Regions from separate parts of the Homo sapiens genome. Here region 1 is linked to region 2. The links are chromatin contacts, found by Hi-C in ENCODE. All regions are on one chromosome and are shown on one strand. Each heading gives the region's core, a stretch centred on a gene start or an enhancer-like site at or near the end of the contact. The rest is flanking DNA. Distances are from core to core; before and after follow the strand shown. Region 1 holds the start of IRX1 (iroquois homeobox 1). Region 2 holds the start of IRX4 (iroquois homeobox 4).

What was found. A loop is a pair of places that touch in the nucleus more often than their neighbours do. Pooled maps may share reads with other maps.
Region 1: a map of mammary epithelial cell shows a loop between it and region 2 (8-fold over the local background). The contact joins the promoter of IRX1 here to the promoter of IRX4 in region 2. A Hi-C loop is called at or near these places in 1 of 168 maps with a recorded cell type or tissue (mammary epithelial cell), 8 of 37 single-sample maps with no recorded cell type and 13 of 50 pooled maps.

The regions. Positions count from the first base shown.
Region 1 is chr5:3,594,519-3,601,284 of GRCh38, reverse strand. IRX1 (iroquois homeobox 1) reads right to left here and starts at 5,453. Exons shown (of 4, transcript NM_024337.4): 1 at 4,904-5,453; 2 at 1,025-2,060; 3 at 604-676; 4 at 1-302. The coding sequence starts at 5,179. The coding sequence ends at 245. RefSeq lists enhancers at 1-602, 1,266-1,927, 1,928-2,590 and a silencer at 5,456-5,750.
Region 2 is chr5:1,881,675-1,886,442 of GRCh38, reverse strand. It overlaps IRX4 (iroquois homeobox 4), which reads left to right and starts at 3,518. Exons shown (of 5, transcript NM_016358.3): 1 at 3,518-3,840; 2 at 4,384-4,635. The coding sequence starts at 3,796. It overlaps IRX4-AS1 (IRX4 antisense RNA 1), which reads right to left and starts at 3,110. Exons shown (of 2, transcript NR_183257.1): 1 at 2,897-3,110; 2 at 1,794-1,963. RefSeq lists enhancers at 719-1,252, 1,802-2,654.

The sequences.
Region 1 (6,766 bases), core at 4,204-6,703, 1.7 Mb before region 2:
GGGGGCATTTACCGAACCCGATAATCGCAGCCACTGGAGCCGCCGGCAGAGGCCTGGCCACCTGGACGCGAGCTCGGGACCGAAGAAGCCCCTTTCTGCAGAAAGCGACGGATGCGAGTCCTTGACGTCGTTGTCATATTTGTCCTTTACACCAGTCTGAAATATTTGTCTTAATTCCTCCCACATTCCCTCCCTCCCCAACTCCTCCCCCCTCCCCCCCGCAAAAGTAAAAGAAGACCCTTAATCAGGCGGACGGGAGGGCTGCTAGGATCCGCGGCGTTCCCTCCTGCGGGGCCAGAGAGCTGCATGGGAAACACAGCGAGACAAGAAGACAGGGGCACTGTGAGTGGGGGACGCAGCGCCGGGCGACGCCGGTTCCAGTAGCGGAGCCCTGGGGGCGGGGTCGACAGCCAGCGCGGCTCCCGGCTGGGGAGAAACTCCAGTCTCCTCGGCTCGCCCGGCGCCCAGGGCTGGCGGGGAGCGCTCCTTCAACTAGGACTGCGCGACCCCCACCGCCACCCAGCCAGCTCCGCCCGGGTCCCGACCACTCCTCCTCCCCCCTCCCCACCGCCTTCTCCCATAGCAAAAGCAAACAGCACTCACTTGTCGCGTACCGGCTGGAAGGGCGACTTTAACTGCTGTGCCGGCGAATCTGGCCTGGGGACGAGGTCTCTCTCTGCGAGAGATCGGAAGAGGCAGAGTTAGGACGGAGAGACGGGCGGGAGAGGTCCCAGGCCTCCTTCCCACCAACTTCTGCCGGCTGCCCAGGCAGATTCGCCGAAAAACGTCACCCCTCACCCCACCACCACCCCGTAGCAGGCCCGCCGGTAGGGCAAAGCTCTCTTGGGAGAGCCCTAGGGCCTTGTCTGGCTTTCTAAATTGAAGCAGGGATTAAGCGCAGCCCCAGGGCTCAGCGGCCACTGCCTGGTACCCTCCCGGCTCATGCTGCACCCCACGCTACCACACCTAGCCAGGCCTCTGCATTCCCAGCTAGGGGACAGGTGGACGCGGCCTGGAGCTGTACCTGGGAGCGTGGGGCTGCTGCGGACCGAGGCCTTGTCTCCATTGAGTGCCCCCGGGGCAATAGCGACCGGCGGCTGCGGTGGTGGAGGTGCAGGAAGGTGAGGGCCATGGGGCGCGGCGTGGGGAGCGCCAACGCCCAGGAAGGAGCGCATGTTGAGCAGGGAGCCCTGTGCGAGGAATGCGCTGTTGGTCCAGTTGGAGAACTTGCCGATGTGGCAGGTGTACAGTCCGTGGCTAGGCAGGAAGGCGGGGTGTTGCAGCGGCGCCCCGGCGGAGGGCCCGTGCGCGCCGGGGTGGCCCGCGGGTGGTGGTGGCGAAGCCTTGGGCGCACCGTCGGGGCTCGTGGCTGTCTCCGCCAGCGACCAGATCTTGGGCTTGCCGTGCGGCGCACCCTGCAGGCCGCCCGCTGCAGCGCCGGGGCTCAGCAGGCGCGTGCTGCCCGGCTCTGGGGCCTCCTTTGCCAGGCCCAAGGGCGAGTCCTGGGGCTTGAGAACGTCGGCTGCTGCCAGCGGCGAGCCTTGGTCCCGGGCAAGAGCAGAAGGGGCTGCGGGCGCGTGCGGAGCCTCGGCCTTGTCCTCGTCATCCTCGTTGCTCTGGTCGCCATCGTGCTCGTCGATCTTGTCAATGTCGATGCTTTCCAGGTCGATCTCCTCGTCGTCCTCGGCCTTCTCCGGGTCGCCCTCGGTGTCGCTGCCGAAGAGCGCTCCATCTTCCTGGTCCTTGCTGCGCGCTCCCCATGTCACCTTGTTCTCCTTCTTGAGGCGCCGGCGCGCGTTGGCGAACCAGGTGGAGACCTGCGTGAGGGTCATCTTGGTGATGATGGCCAGCATGATCTTCTCGCCCTTGGTGGGGTAGGGATTCTTGCGGTGCTCGTTGAGCCAGGCCTTGAGCGTGCTGGTGCTCTCGCGGGTGGCGTTCTTGGGCCGCCCGGGGTCCCCGTATTGGAACTGGCCGTAGGGGTAATAAGCCGGCGCCGTGTGGGCTGCGAAGGTGGCGGGGTGCACCCCAGGGTTGTCCTTCAGTTCATACTGCGAGCCCTGAAGCCACAGGGCAGATCCATCGAGGAGAGAGAGGAGGGAAGTGGAGAGAGAAAGGGAGAGAGAGAGAGAGACATGAGTCCCCAAGACGGGAGAGTGGGAAGCAGCCGCTTCAATGGACTCGAGGGCCTCCCAGGCGCTTTGCGGGGCTCTCCTGTGCTGGGCAGATCAGGAAGTCACCCCCAGTTCACTGCTGGGGAGAAGGGGAGCCAGGACCATGAGCTGACTTCAGGAACTGCCCTTTCACCGACAGTGGAGATCGTTTTTGCCACTCTAGAAAAGTTCCACAAACAGTGCACTCTCCAGAAGAGCACAACAGAGGCCGCGGCCCCTGCAAGTTCCCTAGGCGACCCCTGTCCCCACCACCAACCGCTGGAGAAACCTGCATTTCCAAGTTTATCTTTCACTAGCTAGAGGGAAAAACCTTTCAACTGAGCTGATAAAGCCATTTCTCCAAACGTAAAGGGCCCAGAGCCCAAGCCTCCTCTCTGCCACCCAGAGGGGGCTCAATCAAAATAAACCATCCCGGGTTTTCTACCGGTCTAAATCCGCCAGCAATTTAAAACGAAAGCACAGTCCTTTGCCTTCCAAATTAATCTGCATATAATGGTTTACCCACATTAAAAGGTCTTTAGAGGTGACAGGTAATTTAAAATTTTAATCCCGGCCATCATCGACAACAATAACAAAAACACCATTTTTTTTTTTAATACAAAAGGAAGGCTTAGCCTGTAAAATATTAACGCAAGGGCTGGGAGCCACCGGCGGCCAGGAGGGGAACCGGTTCAGTATCCTAGGCCTCTTCTCAGTTACTTCATCTCTTAAGTTTGACTTTGATCTGGAGGGAGCAAACACTAGCTGTTTGCAGGCATTTAGAGGCGCTGATTTATTTGCAATCGATATTCTTTTTATAATCAGTAGTAAAACACAGCAAGTCAAATTATCCCATCAGGTTTTTTGGTAAATAACATTTTATCTTTCTAACAACCTCATTAGGCCTCATTATTACCATAAATTGCGCAGACAGACATTCAAATACAATTTTATCTTTTGACTTCCAAACACCCAATTATAATGGCTTGGAAACCTAGGCCTAGAATCAGGGTTTGGGTTTGAGTTTACTCTCTCAGAACCAGTGGGAGAGCTGGAGAAACACACACCTTTTGGGTGGGAATAATTTTTACATATTATCCCTCTAGGTGGGAAAAACAACTCAGAACAGCAAACATCTCCCTTCCCCAGCTCTCCACAAAGGGTGCAGGTCCTCACACTGAAGCTCTCTCCCTCCCCCGCAAACACAGGCAGGGTTCCCAAATGGCACACAACTGCATTCGCAATTTCTGTAAAAAATATTCATCCTCTGAAAAAATGGTCTAGTTGCAATGTTAGCAAAGGGAGTTCCGGACTCTGAGAAAGTTGTAAAGACCAGAAGATTTCTTGGACTAATTAGTTTGGTGACTGAGGCCGCAGAGAAAACATTTCTGCGGCTAGATTTCGTTTTTGCCCAATCGTTCCAAAATGTACTTTGCGCTTTTCTAATTATTTTGGTTGTAATTGTAAAGAAGACGTTTCAGCCTCGTCTCCACTGGGAATTCTTTTTGAAAGGACACCTTGTAAATCTCTCATCGCGTCCCGGCCTCCCCGCCGCCTGAACAAAATGGGGGCTGATCTTTTTCGATAGTAAGAGACCTGAAAGGCAGCCGGGCCGCTTTCTTTCAAAACTACAAGAAAAGTTACAGGGAAACCCGCTCTTTGCTTGTGCACACTTGAGGGGCGTTTACTCCCCGCTTCTCCTGCGGGGAGCGGGGAGATATCGCGGGTGCTTGGAAATTGCTTTATCCCGCGGGCAGCGACCCAGGAGGGGGCTGCCTCCCAGGGCCCCGCGCCCGCCGCACAATTCACCAGCCGTCCGAAGTTTAAGCACCGACCTTGCAGTCAGACCAAGGAAAATGGATGATTTGGACCGGCAGACAGGCCAATGCCCCCGCGGAGAATTAAGTGTGCAGCCGCCTGCCCCGACATCTAACGCCCACTGGGACGGGAGACTAAGAGGACACCATTTGTTTTAAGCCAAGGGACACTGTTTTCTTTAATCCTCCATTATGTAACGCAGGAAGAAAAGTGCTTTTCTTTCTGTGCAAATGAAATGAAAACTTGGGCAACTTACAAAAGTAAAATCAAACACCGTTTCAGACACCAGCACATTACTGCAACTTAATTTTTGTTTAATCTCAAATTCGCACTCACGCCGTGGAGAGACCTCTCCATCCCTTTGGACCTCTATTGTTAAGATTATTTTGATTGACTCTACCAGGCTTAGAAGGGGTCTGTCTGGCAAACTCGGATACAACTATCTCGGAGCTGCTAAAGAGGGAGAAAACCAAGTTTTCCAGACTCGGTTCGAAAACTAAAGAGGCCGCGCGAGTGGAACCCGCGGCCAGGAAGGGAAGTCCTGCTACGCTACGCCGGGCCGACCTGCAGGAACCCCGTGGGCCTGCCCGGGCGCCCTGGCCGAGCCAGGCGAGTTTGCCCCCGACCTCCAGCGCGGGCACCGCTCCACGGGCCTGCTTCTGCGGCCTCTCTGAATTCACTCGCTACCCGCTCCCTGGCCCGGGCCTTCCGCTTTCCCAGGCCGAGATGGCCCAGCCGTCACCCGCCCGGCCTCCCAGCCCTCTTGCGTCCCCGGGGGCCGCGGCCTCGGCCACCGGGAACCTGCCCCCGGACCTTTCTAGTTCCTCTTCCGGACCAGGTCCACCCGTAGTCTCTCCCTCCCGGGCGACCCGCCACCCTTGCCCTGGCGCGGGTGAGACAGAGGAGAAGCGGGGGAGGCCGGGCGCACTCACCATCTGCGAGAAGAGGCTGAGATCCGCGGCGTAGGGCAGGAAGGCGCTGTAGTTGGGCGCGCCCGCGTACGGCCCCGCCGCCGCGTACATGCCCAGCACCGAGGTGACTGCAGCCGCGCCTGCCCCGCCGCCCAGCTCCGCGGCCCCCGGTCGGCCCGACGAGGCGGCGGCAGCCGCCGCAGCGGCCGCGGCCAGCACCCCCGGGCGCTCGCCGCCGTAGGCGCCCGGCCCCGCGGCGCTCAGGTACTGCGGGTAGCCCAGCTGCGGGAAGGACATGTCCGCGGACTCGGCGACCGCCGCAGCGGGCGAGTATTAAAGGCGCGGGGAGGGAGGCGGAGGCCGGCCGGAGGGGGTTGCAGGGGGCGCCGCGAGGGGTCTAGGGAGGAGCGGGCGGCCGGCCGGGCGCGCTCGGGCGGGCCGGGAGATGGAGGCCGGTCGCGGCTCCTCTGCCCGGTGCTCGCAGGCGCCCGGCTCCCGGCTGCGCCCGGATCCGCAATCGCGCGCCGACTGCGGCGGCCGCCCTCCGCTCGGCGGCGGGGCTTTCAGACACAATTTGAAGTTGATGCTTTGATTGGCATCCCCTTGAGCGCAGGCCCCGCCCCTGGCTCCCCTCCCGCCCCCTCCCTGCCTCCCGCCCGCCCTCGCCGGCCGCTCCCGCCCCTCCCGCGAGCACGTGGTGCCCCGTGCCGGCCCGGCCAGCTACTCTCGCGGTGGGCGCGCGCGTCGGGGCGGCGGGGTGTGGGCCCGGAGGCCGTGGGCTCCTTCCCGACCAGCCCCCGCAGCTGTCTGACAACCTGTCGACACGGGTTTACAGCTGTCTGACACCGGGTTTGCAGTTTCGCGGCCGAGGTGTGTCCCCTTTTTAACAAAAACAACTTGGCGCCTGCTTTTCTACTGTTTGGGCAGCGGGGAAGGGGCCGGCGGCCTGGACGCTGGTGACAGCGAGGGGGGAGCGGCCTCTCCCCCGAGTCCCGCGCGGCCGGGGCCTCCAGGGGACATCTTTGGCAGAAGTGCACCCGGACGCTCTCCGCGAGCCACTGAACCGGCGTGGCGTGACACCCCCGACTCCAGATGCGGGTTCCCGTGGGCCCCTACTGGGTAGTAACCGATCGTCTGCCAATGACCGGCCTCGCCGCCCTTGGGGAAGCGGGGAGCGGCCGAGCTCTGCGGGCTCTTTCAATTGTGCAAACTTTGAGCGAGGGCAAATCCCGCGGAGAAGTCGCCAGCTCGGGGGAAGCAGGCGCAGTCGGCGCCGCGGGTTCTCGGAGGGAGGGGTGGGGGAGACGCGGGGGGAGGGGCTTTCTCTTCACCCAGAAAGCCCCCTGGCAGCCGGAGGGAAACATCCCCCGCGCCCCCGCGAAGGGGGAAGACGGTGTGGCCTGGACGCCCGGTTTGTCCACCAGGTGTGCAGAGGCAGACAGGAAACTTGTGTGGAACGCGCGAACCCGAGTCGGCGCCGCCGCCAGACCGGCAACGGAGCGGCCTCTTGGGTCCAAGTCCCGCGTCCCTCTTCTCCCTGCGTCTCCCCTCTCCATCCTCAGCCTCGTCGGGCTACAGGACGCGGCCAGGCGCGGCGCACTTGAGATGGGCTCCGTTTCGCCGCGGCCCTGGCCGTGCGGCTCCCGGGAGAAGATGCCAAGTGCACGGGCCTCCTCGCCTCCCTGAGCCTGGGAAGGCGCTGGCAGGCCACTTCTGCGCCTCGTGGCTGGAGAGCTCCGGACGGTGCCGTGGGGAACCGGGTACCAGTCCCGGCTCCCGGGGCCACTTTGCGAACCACCTCCTACGCAGAGACGGGGCCGGGAGTTCACCCCGCTGCGGCTCTCCAGCACACCGGACTCCGCGGGAATTTCAGCAGCGCACTCT
Region 2 (4,768 bases), core at 2,269-4,768:
CCGTGAGGCCTCTCAAACCCACACCCCAGCCGGGTGTCCCGAGCGGTGGGCGGGCACAGGCGCCCCCAAGGTCTCTGGCCCCAGGTCTCAGAAAGAAAGGCCCTTGCCTGGTGCCCCGGGCTCCCGGCTTCGCCTTTGGCTGGAGTTAACTTCTCTGGGCTGGAAGGAGCTCCCTCCGGACGAGCTCTTGGTGCGGGGAACTGGTGGCCCCCAGGGTAACTCCTGAAGCACCAGGGCTAGGCTGGCCGAAGAAGGGTCAGGGCCCGGCCTGTCTCCCCGGAGGCCTTCCATGGTTCCGACGGCCAACGGTAACCCCGTCAAAATAGGCGACCCGCCTGCGCTTCGCGTTAGGGGCTGACCATCCCCTGCCTCCCCTGCGGCCTGCTCCGGCCCTGGTCCTCCGCTCTTCGGAGCGCTCCAGGCCAGCGGGAGCACCTCATCTCCCCGAAGCTGAGCCGGTGCTGTGTACTCCGGGAGCCGGCTGACTTCTGGCCCACCTGCTCACGGGTGTATTTAGTACCGGGGGTCCCTAGAGGGAGGAAGGCTCAGCACTCCGAGTCTATGCAGACGCGTTCAGCTGATACCTGAGATGCTGAGCGTCCTATCGTTGGTGAAAGGGACACTGGGTGCCTCCGCTCCAGGCTTGGCCTTTTGGTGAAGGCACTTGGAAAATATTCCAGTATTATCTATGGGAGAAGGGTGGCCCAGTGAGAATCCCCGGTTTGGGCAGGCGGGCCTAGGCCAGGCTACAGGGTTTCAGTGAGATGTCCCGGTGGTCGCCAATCCACAGGCTGGATTGACCCTGTGTCCTGGAATGAGTAGTGGGGCCTGGGTGAGGCCGGGCGGGTCAGGAGGCCTCCTGGGCAGTTGCGAGCTTCCCGAGGCAGGGTGACTGTGACTGGGCCCGGACCCCAGGCGCTGGGGCCTGCTGGCGGGCAGGAAGTGGAGCGTGTGTGTGCGGCGGCCTGGGAAAGCCGATTCAGAGGCCAGGTTTCTGGGTCACGGAGAAAGGGTCGCCCGCTGGTGGGGACTGGAGCGTCGATTTATGCACACAGGCTGGAAAGGCAAAAGAGAACAGGAGAAGGTGGCGGTGGTGGTCAAAGGAAGCCCCCGAAAGGGCCCCCACGTACTGGCTGCCCTGGGAAGTGGAGGCTGCTTCTCCCAGACTCTGCTCAGAAGATGAATGGCCGCCTGTTCTGGGGCTTCGGCTCCAGTTAAGCCCCGCCGGGTCTGGAAGGAAGGAAATGCACCAGCCTCAGGTCTGGGTGGGCTGAGCTGTTGCACTAGAGCCCAGAGGTGCAGGGCATAGGTGGCTGGGCCCCTGGGCCCTGGCTCTCCCCCTCAGCCGGCGGAGTGCTCACAGTCGCCGAGGCCAGGTCCCCGAGTATAGGTGAGGAAAGGACAAGCCACAGCTGAATGCCTCCCCTCTGGGGGTCTCTACTCCCCATCCCAGCCCTTGGCCCGGCTGGGCTCACACCCCTCCTTCAGCCGGGCCTCATTACCTGGAGAGAGCGAGTAGTTTGTAAACAATAAATAATGGGAAGTAGAAGGATGCTCGGGAAAAACCAGAAAACTGCAAGGAGTGGGGAGGAGGGAGGGTGGGAGAGGGGAGGAAGGAGGGTGGGGGAGGGGAGGAGCAGGAGGAGAGGGAAAGGGGTTGAGAGATTCATTTCTAGCGAGAAACCCCGGTGGCTAGTTTCTTATTATTTACAGGAAGGTGATATTAGCGATTCAGGTGAGAAAGAAAGAAACGCGGCCTGCCGCGAAATCAATACAGAATTCAGAAACAATTATTAATGTCATTTGACTCGTGTTCTTTATATATTTCTCGCGGCTACCGACGCTAAACTGTCTGAATAATTTGCATGGAGCGGCTATTCATTATTTCCGATGGTTTCCCTCTGCAAGCAGCTCGGACGTGGCCCGCTCCGGTCCAACGCGATCGGAGAACTCGTATTTTCATCTGTAAATTAAAGCAATTACGCAGCAGATATTATATGATGTGTACTGTGGTCTCCAGATAGTCATCAATCACCTTCAACCGAGCTGTCAAAAGAGCAGGCAGATTTCGTTTCTGGGAGGCAGGCTTGCAGCTGGGGAGAGGGCGAGGACGTCATCATTAATTAGAGGGTGACCCTGGGGCGATTCACAGGTCTGAACCCAGGAATCTTTCTGAGCAAGTCTGCACAACGCTGCCTTGCACGGCTTCCTTCCCAACTTACCACGGGAGGCCGGCCCAGGGGGCGAGGGCAACCGGGGCGAGTCCCGGTCCCGGAGGGCGATGGCGCAGAAGGCGGGGAACGGGTTCGGGATGGCCCGGGCGCCCCCTTGCCGCCCCCTTGCCGCCTGCTCACTGGCCTCCGCTTTGAACTTGGGCAAGGTCCCAGGGAGGGTACTGGCCGAGGGAGTCCTGGGGTGGGCGCTCGGTCCCCTCTTCCGATTGCTCCGTGCGCCCCAGACAGAAAGCTGGGCAAAATGGACAGGGGAGGGCGCCTCCGCCAGGCACCCAACGCCCCCTCCCTCGCAGCCAGCCCTGCGGGGCGCCGGGAGGGACGAGCTTAGCGGGAGGGGCCGGGGCCTGGGTTGAGGAACCTGCTCTTCCGAGCGCGCAGGGCCGCCCGGCAGTCCCCGGCTTAGCCGCGAGGGGCAGGGGGAAGCCGGCGGAGCACGGCCGGCGGAAAGGGGATCGGGGAGGAAAGTCGGGGAGGCGAGGTGGGGGCGGTGGGCTGAGCGGGAACTTAAAAGACCGCGGTGGAGAAGATGGGGCGTTCTCCGCGACACTCGGCTGCCCAGAGGTGCAAAGCCGGTGGGCGCACGCCCGGGGCGGCCCTACAGCCCTCGGGCCGCCAGTCTCAGGGTGTCGGGCTCCAACTAAGGCCCCGAAGCCCCCACGCACCTGAGGGCATTTTGACCAGCTCTTGCGGGCTGTCTTGCGGCCGCAGTGGGTTCTGAAAGTCCATTCCGGCGTAGGGTGGAAACCGGCGGGAGGCGTTGCTGATTCTCGATTAAACAATAGTGACGAGACGCGTGCGGGGCGCCTGCGAGCCCCTTCCTGCCACTCGGAGCAGAGCGCGCCAGCGCGAGGCCGGGCCGGCCGCCTGCGCAGCGCCGGGCTAATTTTAACTGTTGATTACATCTTCAGCGTGTCCTTTCATAGGTCTCATTTGTAATTGAGACGAATGATTACAGTGGGGCGGGAAGGAGCAGCTGCTCATTAATTAATTTCTAATTAAAAGTGCCTCTCGTTCTCGGGTGACTAAAGAGAAACACCGTTCGCTGGGCGATATTGACTCGGATGGAATTTATTTGCTAACGCCCGGAGGAATGGCCCCTCCGTCCACCGCGCGGCCGGGACTGTCCTGGCCCCTCCCGGCCTGAGCCGCCGGCGAGTGACCGGCGAGTCTGCGGCCAGGCCGGGCTGCGCGAGGTGGGGCTGACGTCAGAGCCTCCTCCGCTTCAAGCCGCGCACATCTGACTTGACGGGTTCGCGCGACTCGTTTTTTTTTTTTTCTTTTTCGTAAAATATGTATTTCTGTCGCCGCTGCGAGGCCGCTCGGTCCCAGAGCCCCCTCGAGCCTCCGGAATGCGAAGTTAAAGGAATCGCGGCGGCCACCGCTGCTCACTTTGTTACCCGGTTAGAAAAGTTTGCGGAGCGCGGGGATGGACTAACCGGCTCTCCTGCTTCGCCCTCCCAGCGCCTAGAAGCCTGCAGCTCCGGAGCAGTGGCCGCGCCACGCCGGCCCCAGCGCGCAGAACCCTGCAGGCCCCGCCCGTCCGCCCCGGGCCGCGCCCGCCATGTCCTACCCGCAGTTTGGATACCCCTACTCCTCGGCTCCCCAGGTAAGCGGAGCCCCGCCCCGCCCAGGCCACCGCAGGTGCCGGTAGGGCGGATGGGGCGGGGACGGGGGGTGGGGAGTGTCCGACCTACGACTGCCTGCGGCTTCCGAGCTAGCAAGGCCTGGGTCGCGCGCCCCTCACGCCCAACCCCTGCTCCCCAAACCCCCGGGGAAAGGCCGAGGCGCTAAGAAAATCCGACGGGCCGGGCCCGGGTTCCCTGATGTTTGAACCACAAGGCTCAGGCTGTGCCCCAGGGGAGTCCTAGGACCCCAAGGAACCCCTGGGGAAGGAGGCTTGGCGCGCAAATGGCGTCAGAGGCCTTGGAAACCCTCCGGGGAAGGGTGTAGGTGCTCGGCTGGGCCCCACGTGGCGGAGGAGGCCAGACGCGCACAAGCTAGTGGAAAGGGGCGAGCATCCTGGTGTGGACGGCGGGAGGCCCGGGGGTACTCGGGGCACGCCCTCGTGGGCGGCGCGCGGGATTGGCAAGGCCCAGGGCCCCAGCCTCCAGCCCGGCTTCCCGCCAGTCCTCGCGGCCTCTCTCTGCAGTTCTTGATGGCCACCAACTCCCTGAGCACGTGCTGCGAGTCCGGAGGCCGCACGCTGGCGGACTCCGGGCCCGCCGCCTCGGCCCAGGCGCCGGTCTACTGCCCGGTCTACGAGAGCCGGCTGCTGGCCACCGCGCGCCACGAGCTCAACTCGGCCGCGGCGCTGGGCGTCTATGGGGGTCCCTATGGCGGATCGCAGGGCTATGGCAACTACGTGACCTACGGCTCGGAGGCGTCCGCCTTCTACTCGCTGGTAAGTGGGGCATCCCTAGCCCTTGCCCTGCCCCTGGCCCTCGATTTGCCAAGCCCACTTTTGCCCCAGTAGGCGCGCCAGTCCGGGTCCCCGGACTGTCACAGAGGGGAGGCGCTCACCTTGGCTGCCTTCA